Linked DNA regions of Homo sapiens: region 2 is linked to region 1. The links are chromatin contacts, found by Hi-C in ENCODE. All regions are on one chromosome and are shown on one strand. The core of a region is the stretch at or near the end of the contact, and the rest is flanking DNA. Distances in the headings are between cores, read along the strand shown. Region 1 overlaps SHOC1 (shortage in chiasmata 1). Region 2 overlaps SNX30 (sorting nexin family member 30).

Evidence for each region. Hi-C counts contacts between places; a loop is a spot of excess contacts on that map.
Region 2: a map with no recorded cell type shows a loop between it and region 1 (2.3-fold over the local background). The contact joins two enhancer-like sites. A Hi-C loop is called at or near these places in 2 of 37 single-sample maps with no recorded cell type.

Annotation. Positions count from the first base shown.
Region 1 is chr9:111,740,629-111,745,440 of GRCh38, forward strand. It overlaps SHOC1 (shortage in chiasmata 1), which reads right to left. Exons shown (of 28, transcript NM_001378211.1): 11 at 848-942. Among named protein-coding and RNA genes, the nearest start is that of SHOC1, 52 kb to the right of the region's middle. Within about 2 kb of position 2,848, at least 4 of the 41 ENCODE cell types and tissues checked have a DNase peak (open chromatin) inside an H3K27ac peak, as active enhancers do.
Region 2 is chr9:112,791,380-112,796,191 of GRCh38, forward strand. The region is part of intron 1 of SNX30 (sorting nexin family member 30); the gene reads left to right. Among named protein-coding and RNA genes, the nearest start is that of SNX30, 43 kb to the left of the region's middle. RefSeq lists an enhancer at 4,130-4,424. Within about 2 kb of position 2,017, at least 2 of the 41 ENCODE cell types and tissues checked have a DNase peak (open chromatin) inside an H3K27ac peak, as active enhancers do.

The DNA.
Region 1 (4,812 bases), core at 1,598-4,097:
CAGTGGTGATCTCAGCTCTTGCAACTTCCACCTCCCTGGTTCGAGCGATTCTCCTGCCTCAGCCTCCAGAGTAGCTGGGACTACAGGCGTGCACCACCATGCTCAGCTAATTTTTGTATTTTTAGTAGAGAGGGGGTTTCAACATGTTGGCCAGACTGGTCTCGAACTCCTGGCCTCAAATGATCCGCCCGGGTCGGCCTCCCAAAGTGCTGGGATTACAAGTGTGAGCCACGGTGCCCGGCCATTTTTTTTGTTTTGTTTGTTTGTTCGTTTGTTTGAGACAGAGACTTGCTCCTTCACGTAGGCTGGAGCGCAATGGCGCCATCTCGGCTCACTGCAACCTCCGCCTCCCAGGTTTTCAAGTGATTCTTGGGCCTCAGCCTACCGACTAGCTGGGACTAAAGGTGCGCTCCGACACTCCCGGCTAATTTCCGGCCGTTGTTAAAATGTTTTTAAACGTCTTTTTTGGAAAGCTTGGGCAACTAAAACTTTTAACATTAGATGAGATTTTTTTTTATTTTTATTTTTTTTTACAAACAACTCACAACTTTGGAAATACAAATTACTTGTATGGGACAGTTTTATGTACTACTTGTATTTCATTTCTTTTCTTTTCCTTCTCCCATGTATAGGAATTACCCAGAAAATCAGCAAGATCCGGATCTTGTCATATACTTCTGCACCTAGCATAATGAACCTTATGGAAGATATCTTGGTATTTTAGCTTTAGGCGAAGTTATATATTCTGTTAAGAAATGGTCAAAGAAAAAGGATATCCCACATTTCTACTCGTTGTACCTTTTTACCTATACTTTCTATTTATCACTTAAAGGCAATTAATCTTTACCTGTAAGCAAAAATGGGTTCAAAGGGCTTCTACATCTTTCTAATTGCCACATCATGTAGTATTCATTAGCTGATTCTTCAGCAGTAAGCAAATTACTGAAAAAAAGAGTTAAAGTTTAATACATTAATAATATTGAGTCTTTTGTATAATAAAATTTTATTTTATTTTATTTTTTTGAGGCAGAGTCTCGCTCTGTCGCCCAGGCTGGGGTACAGTGGCACTATCTTGGCTCACTGCAACCTCCGCCCCAGATTCAAGCGATTTTCCTGTCTCAGGCTCCCGAGCAGCTGGGATTACAGGCGTCTGCCACCATGCCTGACTAATTTTTGTATTTTTAGTAGAGGCGGGGTTTCACCATGTGGGCCAGGCTGGTCTCCAGCTCCTGACCTCAAGTAATCCGCCCACCTTGGCCTCCCAAAGTGCTGGGATTACAGGTGTGAGCCACCGCGCCTGGCCCAAAATTTTATTTTTAAAAAGTATTTTTAAAGTACTTTTACACTCAAAATCAAGTGAAAAATTGACTTTATAAATGTGTAAACTGCAGTCGAGTTCTACAGACCAAATATCAAACACAGTACTCACTTCCTCCATCCTTGGGAAAGTTTGGTAATTTGTAAACTCAATTGTTCCTACTTGACTGTAAATTACTCCCACCTCTACCTCCCTCAATGGAACCTGGAGCCAGAGAGGGCTGACTTGGGAGAGTTTTAGCACTTCCCTCCATAAACTATGCTAGCGTCAACCTTATACGCCACCAAAAATAAAAATACAATCTAAGTAAAATTACCATGCTTACCATGCACATAGCAACCTCAACAAAAATTTTTATAAAATTGCTGTCCCCAAGTCCATTCCATATAGAAATTCTGGATCCTCTACTGGCTGAGGATCAGAACTGTGAAAAAGTCCTTCTCTGGAGATGGCAGAGTCCTAAAGTTTAGTTCAAGACCTTCAATCTTGGTGGGTTTGTGAGTGAGTGATGTGTGTCTGTGTATGTGTGTTTAGGGGTACTCGGGGGGAGAAGGGAGAAAATAAGCATGTCAATCAGTGTAAATTACAGCTCATCTGTAGCTATGATGCTACTAGCCTTCGTAGGGGAAAGACTATTAATTCATAAACCCCTTAATCTGTGTCCCAAGCTCCCTGCTACCCTGAGTGAGAACTGATTGTATTCTGTTTCTCTGTTCATATGGAACATATATGAGCATGCTAATTATAAGTATTGCCAGTTAAATTGACAGTCTAGGGCAGTGGAAAGCTAGGTTTTATGTCTAAGGCATCCAGTTTACCCACATAATCCAAAAATCTGGTCATGTGATAGAAAATTTGAGAATCTAGACAATTCCTGAATCTTACCAAGGTTTCTTTGACAACACCTCAGATTGTAAGCAACTATTTTAAAGTGAAAGGAACGTGTTATATTTAGCAGGCCATGTCCAATATAGACACACATTTTCACTCTTAACGGAGCTTTCTGAAGGCATGTCTGAATCTGATACATTGTTCATAAAAATATATTCACAAGTCAGCAGTCAGTTAGTAGCTTAATAAAATCTTATGCCATACAGACTTTTCTTTTTTAGCCCATAAAATCTAGCATAGAATCTTATATGTGGTAGGCACTAAAAATATTGTTAACTGGGTATTATTTTCAGCCAAAATGTTGTGCTCTGAAATAAAAATAATTGGGACCATAAAAATAAGTTAAAGCTACAATAACATTCTTTGTTATTTTTCCTTCTTTTTTTCAAAAAAATTTTAACACCTTTTCTCCTTGTTTTTAGTTTTACAGTTGAGATATACAGTAGTTCCCCCTTATCCATGAGTTCACTATACTCGGTTTCATTTATCTGTGTTCAACTGCAGTCCAAACTATTAAACAGAATATTCCATAAACAATTCATAAGTTTTAAATTGCACTGTTGCGAGCAGTGTGATGAAATTTCATGCCATCCTACACCATCTCGCCCAGGATGTGAATCATCCCTTTGCCCAGCATATCCACACTATATGTACTCACTACCTGCCCATTAGTCACTTAGTAGCATTCTCAGTTATCAGATCAGCTGTTGCAGAATCACAGTGCTTGTGTTCAAGTAACCCCTTCTGTATTTAATAATGACTCCAAAGCACAAGAGTAATGAGGATGGTATTTGTTATGGTCGTTCTATTTTACTATTTTACTATAGTTATTGCTGTTAATGTCTTACTATGGCTAATTTATAAATTAAACTTTATCATAGGTATGAATATATGAGAAAAAACAGTATATATAGGGTTCAATAACATTCGCAGTTTCAGGCATCCATTTAAGGTCTTGGAATTTATTCTCCCGGCATAAAGGGGGACTACTGTAAACTCATTTTTAAAATATGGATTTTTAAGCTTTTACAGTTGCCAAACAAATGGAAGTGATTTATCTCTTGCTGGTAAATGTAGTAGTGAGGGGAAAACTTCTTTCAGTTGTTTCAAATGGCTCTAAAACCATTAGCTAATTTGAAAGCCTTTTTTTTCTAACTTTGCCAAATCGTAAGTCATTAGTTAAGATTTGTTTCATAAATTCTTATTAGATATTTGAGTTATAACAATAGACATATAACTTGTGATTAAAAAGAGCTTATTATGGTTTAAATACTTCTAAAATCAAACTGAAATTAAAGATCATACTAATTTCTGCTAGTTTCTGTTTCTAAAAATGCCAGTCTGTCATAACAGATGGATTAGGGTGTATGGACTAAATAAAAGAGTAAAAGGGCACTAACAAAAACAGTATATGTCCTGCAAATAAATATCTTGTACCTTATCAAGAGAACTAAAAGTATTTAAACAAAGTGTATGTAGTTTCCATACTTGTCCTATGCTCTTTTTAGGGCTCATATCTGATATGGACAATTCTTAGTTCATGATAGAACTCTGTATAGCACAAATTTACTCTAGAAATGTAAATAATTCTTAGCCAGAAGATAAAGATATATTTAGGGCCCTCAGTCTTATGCTTTGACACTTTCCTGAGACCATTAATAGAAGCCTAAGCAGCCAGTGATGAATTATACAGCCTTGACTCCAGCTGGTCCCAGTAATCCAAATAGCACTCTCCTCTGGCAGATCAGCTAATTATAACAAGAATTCAAACCTAACACACACAGTTCCCACAGTTTCCAGTCCTGGAATAATTCATTAGAGACTTGTAGACTTTACTGTCATCTTCCTGAAAATATGTTATTTTAGGACACATTAAGTTCTAGGTTTACAGTAGACTAATTGTACTGGTTATGTTCCCAATTTTTTAACTGGCGTAAGAAGCAGAGGAATGGAATGGCTTTATTCCAGGATAGCAGACTAATCAATCTTAGAAAACATTAAGCTACATGTGTGCTGCATGGTTTAAGACAGCAATGAAAGCTATCTCAGACTCTATCAAAGGGCAAGGATGCTGGGCTATTAAGCTATGCAGTTTTGGCTCAAACTAGAATATAATGACCTAGCCCTGCAGTATCAATTCTACAATTTCAGACTATTCTGTGCAATAATGATGGGGTATTGAACAAGTTTACGAATCAAGCCTTGGTTCTGTATGTCTGGTCCACCCATTACTGAGACCACATTGACAAGAGGTGAACAAGGTCAGTGGCTGTCCTCTGTTAGAGATAGGACATCCATAAGAGAGCAAGGACTCTTGCACTCTTAATGGGAATAAACTGATAGCCAAATCTATTGATCAACGATTGTCCACACTGCTCTGTGATCTTTGGCTACTTCTGGCCACAGACCTATGACAAATCTTTTAGTAGACCTCTTAACAACCTTATAGATACTATTATTATCCCAGTATTGTAGATTTAAAAAACCTGAGGCACAGAACAATTAAGGTTGCAGTTAGAAAGTGATAGAGCTAGGCAATCTGGCTCTAGTTCAGAGCTTCTAACCACTTATTATGGGCTGAATTGTGTCCCCACAAAATTCTT
Region 2 (4,812 bases), core at 767-3,266, 1.0 Mb after region 1:
TTTTAAACATATTTAGGAACTTTTTTTTTTTTTTTTTTTTTTTTTTTTTGAGACGGAGCCTTGCTCTGTCGCCAGGCTGGAGTGCAGTGGCGCAATTGCGCTGCTCACTGCAACCTCCGCCTCCTGGGTTCAAGCGATTCTCCTGCCTCAGTCTCCCAAGTAGCTGAGACTACAGGTGTGTGCCACCACGCCCAGCTAATTTTTGTATTTTTAGTAGAGATGGGGTTTCACCATGTTGGCCAGGCTGGTTTCAATCTTTGACCTCGTGATCCACCCGCCTTGGCCTCTCAAAGTACTGGGATTACAGGCATGAGCCACTGCACCTGGCCGGGAACTTTCTTTTTACTTCTTAATTTTACTTAGAGATTTAAATGGAATGGCTGATATGAGTGATGCCAGTAAATATTTTGGTAGTTTTGGACATGAGTATCTTCAACAGTGGTTGAAGTAATGTATATTAATGTAATATAGTGTAATGAAGTAATGTTATTAATGTAATAAATTGTATTGATAAATTTCCTAATGTTAAATCATTCTTGCTTCCCTGGAATACATTTGACTTGATCCTGGTATATATTTTTTTTCCAAAAATTCTTTTAGTGTACTGTTAGTTGTTACTTTATTAATGATGTTTATGCTTGTTCTCAGTTTTCTTTTTTGTCCTAATATTTTGATACCGGATATAGATAGTCATCATGAAATGATTTGAAAGGTTTCTGCATTTTAAAATTATGTCTTAGAATATTTGAATAAAGTAGGACTTACTCTTTGAAGGTTCATGAGTGCTCACTGTGAAACACTTGGGACCCAGCTTACCTCTTCGTGGATGTTCTCTGACAACAGTTTTGTGGTTATTTATCTGTTTAGGTTTTTTCTCTCTATTTAATTTCACCTTGATCACATAATTTTTCCTAGAAAGCCAGCTAGCTCATATAGATGTCCAAATTTGTTGGCATAGTTATTCACAGCACAACCTTTTAATTTACAATCATACATAGACACAAGTTCTAAATAGTTATTGCCTGTTCCCTTTTTCCATTTTCCTCTTTTTTTATTTTTTATTGAGACAGCATCTCTCTCCGTCGCCCAGCCTGGAGTACAATGGTGCGATCTCTGCTCACTGCAACCTCTGCCTCCTAGGTTCAAGCAATTCTCATGCCTCAGCCTCCTGAGTAGCTGTGACTACAGGCTTGAGCCACCACGCCTGGCTAACTTTTTGTATTTTTACTAGAGACAGGGTTTCCCCATGCTGCTCAGGCTGGTCTTGAGCTCCTGGGCTCAAGCAATCCACCTGCCTCGGTCTCCCAAAGTGCTGGGATTATAGGTTTGAGGCCACTACACCTGGGCCATTTTCCTTTTTCTATATTGTTCAGATTTCCTAAGTTTTAGTTTATCTGATTCATCTTTCAGAAGAATTAAATTTTGCTTTTGTTTATAACTTTTGTTCTTTTCTGTTTTAATTTATGCTTTCATTTTTAGATTCTCTTTCCACTTTCTTTAGGCTTTTTTTTTTCTTTTTCTTTTAATGGGAACACAGAGTAAGTCTGGCCTAAAGGGTTCTGTTTTATGGGCTTCATCTTTTTCAAATGCATGTTTATCTGTTATTGAGGACTCTTGCTTTTTTTGTGTTTTGGTTTTCTTAGGTCTGAGTGATGAGCTAATGCCATTTTGAGTTGTTTTTATGGTTTACTTGCCTCTGATGAGATAATAATTCAGACCTGCTATTTGCCCCCATCAGAACAAGTGGATTATATTGGATCCTCTGTGTTTCTACTTGATGTTGTTAGCATTGTCTTAGATCCATAGATTACTAGTTATCTGTCAGATGGGAAAGAAGCCTGGCTTTCTCTGTGTTTTAGCTGCTCCCCCCATCTCAGTAGAGCTCAGTCCCCCCAGCATTTGCAGTCTGGCCTGCTTTGGGCTTGTTGGACACACCCCAGGGCAGCCAACCCAGATGCCTTCATGTTCCTATGAGCTGCTGCTTCCATCTCTACCCATCATGCGGGGGGAGAAGGCCATGTGGGCGGGGTGCCCTCTGCTGGTGGCCCACACTTGGTGTATTTGCCTGTGCTTGGCATCCCCTTGGTCACAGTCACAGCAGCCAACTCCTTGGTGGTCCTGGATTGCCCCACTGCCAAACCTTCCATGTCCTCTACTCCCCACTGACAATCACACTTTCAAATTAGCGTGCGTGTAAAGGGGGTTCAAGGACATTTTCTACTTATTAAGTAACCTCAATAACCTGAAGTAACTTCGGTGACATGGGTTAGATTCCTCTGGGTTCTTTTTTCAGTTGTGGCCCAGGTAGAACCAGTAGACAGCCTTTGAGACCTTTGGCATTTGGATGGCACCCTTTCCTCATTTCCAGTATTGATATGACTCCAGTCACTGTTTTTCTTGTTCTTTTTACCTCCACTGTTTTTTGTTTTTTTTTTTTTCTTTCATTCTCTAGGTTAAATTAGTATCTGGAGGGTGGAAAAAGGGAGAACGCAGAGGCTTGTGTTCAACTCACTGAGTTTATCTAGAGGTCTAGCTTTCTAATTTTTTAAACAAGTGTGTCACATTACACATACAAACATGACCGCTTCCTGGTTATTGAGCCTTTGGGATTTTTCTAGGTTTCACTCTGTGTTCTTTGTATCATGAACATCTTTGAACAGAACATTTTTGAGATTATCCCTTTGAGTTTATTCTCCAAAGTGGGCTTAGCTTTAGTTTTACAACAAAATCAACAATCAAGAATATTCAGTTTGTATAGAACACATTCATTCATTTTTTTTCTTTTTTTTTGAGATGGAGTCTTGCTCTTGTCGCATAGGTTGGAGTGCAGTGGCGTGATCTCAGGTCACTGCACCCGCCGCCTCCCAAGTTCAAGCAGTTCTCCTGCCTCAGCCTCCTGAGTAGCGGGGATTACAGACGTGTGCCAACACCCCTGGCTAATTTTTGTATTTTTAGTAGAGATGGGGTTTTACCATGTTGGTCAGGTTGGTCTTGAACTCCTGACCTCGTGATCCACCCGCCTCGACCTCCCAAAGTGCTGGGATTACAGGTGTGAGCCACTGCGCGTGGCCAACACATTCTTTAAGCATCTGCTGTGTACCTGGCACGAGGGGGGTAAATTAAGAAAAGTAATATGCAGTCTGTGTATTCAGAGAGCCATCATTTTACCCTTAACGTAAAGATGCCTTGAGAGGCTTTGTCAGGCTCCTCTGAGACTAGATCATTCACTTGCCCATATTCCTCCAATAGAATCAAAAAGAGAAATTAGATTGTTTTAGCATAACTTATTTTTATTAAAACTATATTGGCTCCTAGTCTATACCACTCTCTTCATAAATCATATGTTTAATGTAATATAAAATTTTGCCAGTGATTTATGTTAATTTAATATTCTGTCTTGTGGCTGGCTGACCATAATGGTGTATCTTAAAATTGAAATTCTTTGAACCAGAGGAGTTTGTAAAGCAACCTCACTCTGCATCTGTCTTCCTAGGGTAAAGTAAAAGTGGGAAGGAGTAAGAAATGCTCTTATAATGGAAACCTACATGGTGAAAATTGGTATTTTGCAACAATGGGGAGTTTTCATTATTAATCAACTATGTAGTTGTAACTCTTCACAAAGGCTATTCTGGATATCCTTTGTTATAATAAAATCATTAAGAAAATATATTTGAGGCCCCAACTGTGGGTCTCAATGCAATTTTTATTTTTTAGCAATTATTGTGTGTCTGCTATGAACCCAGCCTCATAGTTTATAAGAGGATGCAAGAATACTTACAAGCACGTGTGTGTGTGTCTGTGTGTGTGTGTATGAGAGAGAGAGAATAGTGATACAGCACCAGCCATGTACCACACACTATTCCAACTGCTTCCATATACTAACTAACTCAATCCCACTATACCCATTTTATAAATGAGGACATCGGGGCTTAGATTAAGAAGCTTGCTTAAGTTGCACTGGTAGTAATTAGTGGTACTGGGATTCAGAACTGGGCAGTCTGGCTCAGGTTAGCCTCAGTTGCTTGTCCTTCCACAGACATTTATTGAGTACTTTTGATAGGCAAGGGATTGAATTTGGTCGTTTCTAAGATTCATTCATTCATGAAATACTGAGTACCTACCATGGGCCAGGGTAGCATAGGAGGGAAGAATCTGGAGTATGTGGCAAGGTCTGATTGACTGACTCTCCCCTCCCTCACTCCCAACAACTGATTCGAGAACTAACTTCATACTGTCTGGCCAAGACATTTCAGATCTTTATGTGGGCTGTTCCTGGAAGGTTATTGGCTGAGGTTCCCAGGGCAAATGTTAGGGGAGTTGGCTTGAAGTCACTACCCGACCTGGGGAGACAGAAAGATAATCACACACACACACTCACAGTACAGTCACACACACACACACACACACACACACACACGCACACATGATGAGCAAGGCACAGTTGCAGTCACTGGGGACTTACAGTGTTTGTGGATAAGTTTGATATATAAATAAATGATTAAAACTACAAAATGCTTCAGTGGAGGTGTCTTCAAAGTATTGAGAAGGGTGTGAGTAATTCTACCAGGGAGTGGGTCAAGGAAAGCGTTAAAGGAGAGGGGATTCAAGCAGATTCCTGGAAGATATTTGGAGATTATTATGTACAGCAGGGGAGCTTTTCCAGCAAAGATAAGGGGCATGAAACTGCTGGGTGGTTCCTGAGAACTGGTCCCTCGGATGTGGAAGGAGGTGGTAAGAAAGGAGGCTGCTGAGATCAAACCAGGCCAGATTGTGGGAAACCACTGTCTGAGCTGATTTTGGCATCTCTGCCTT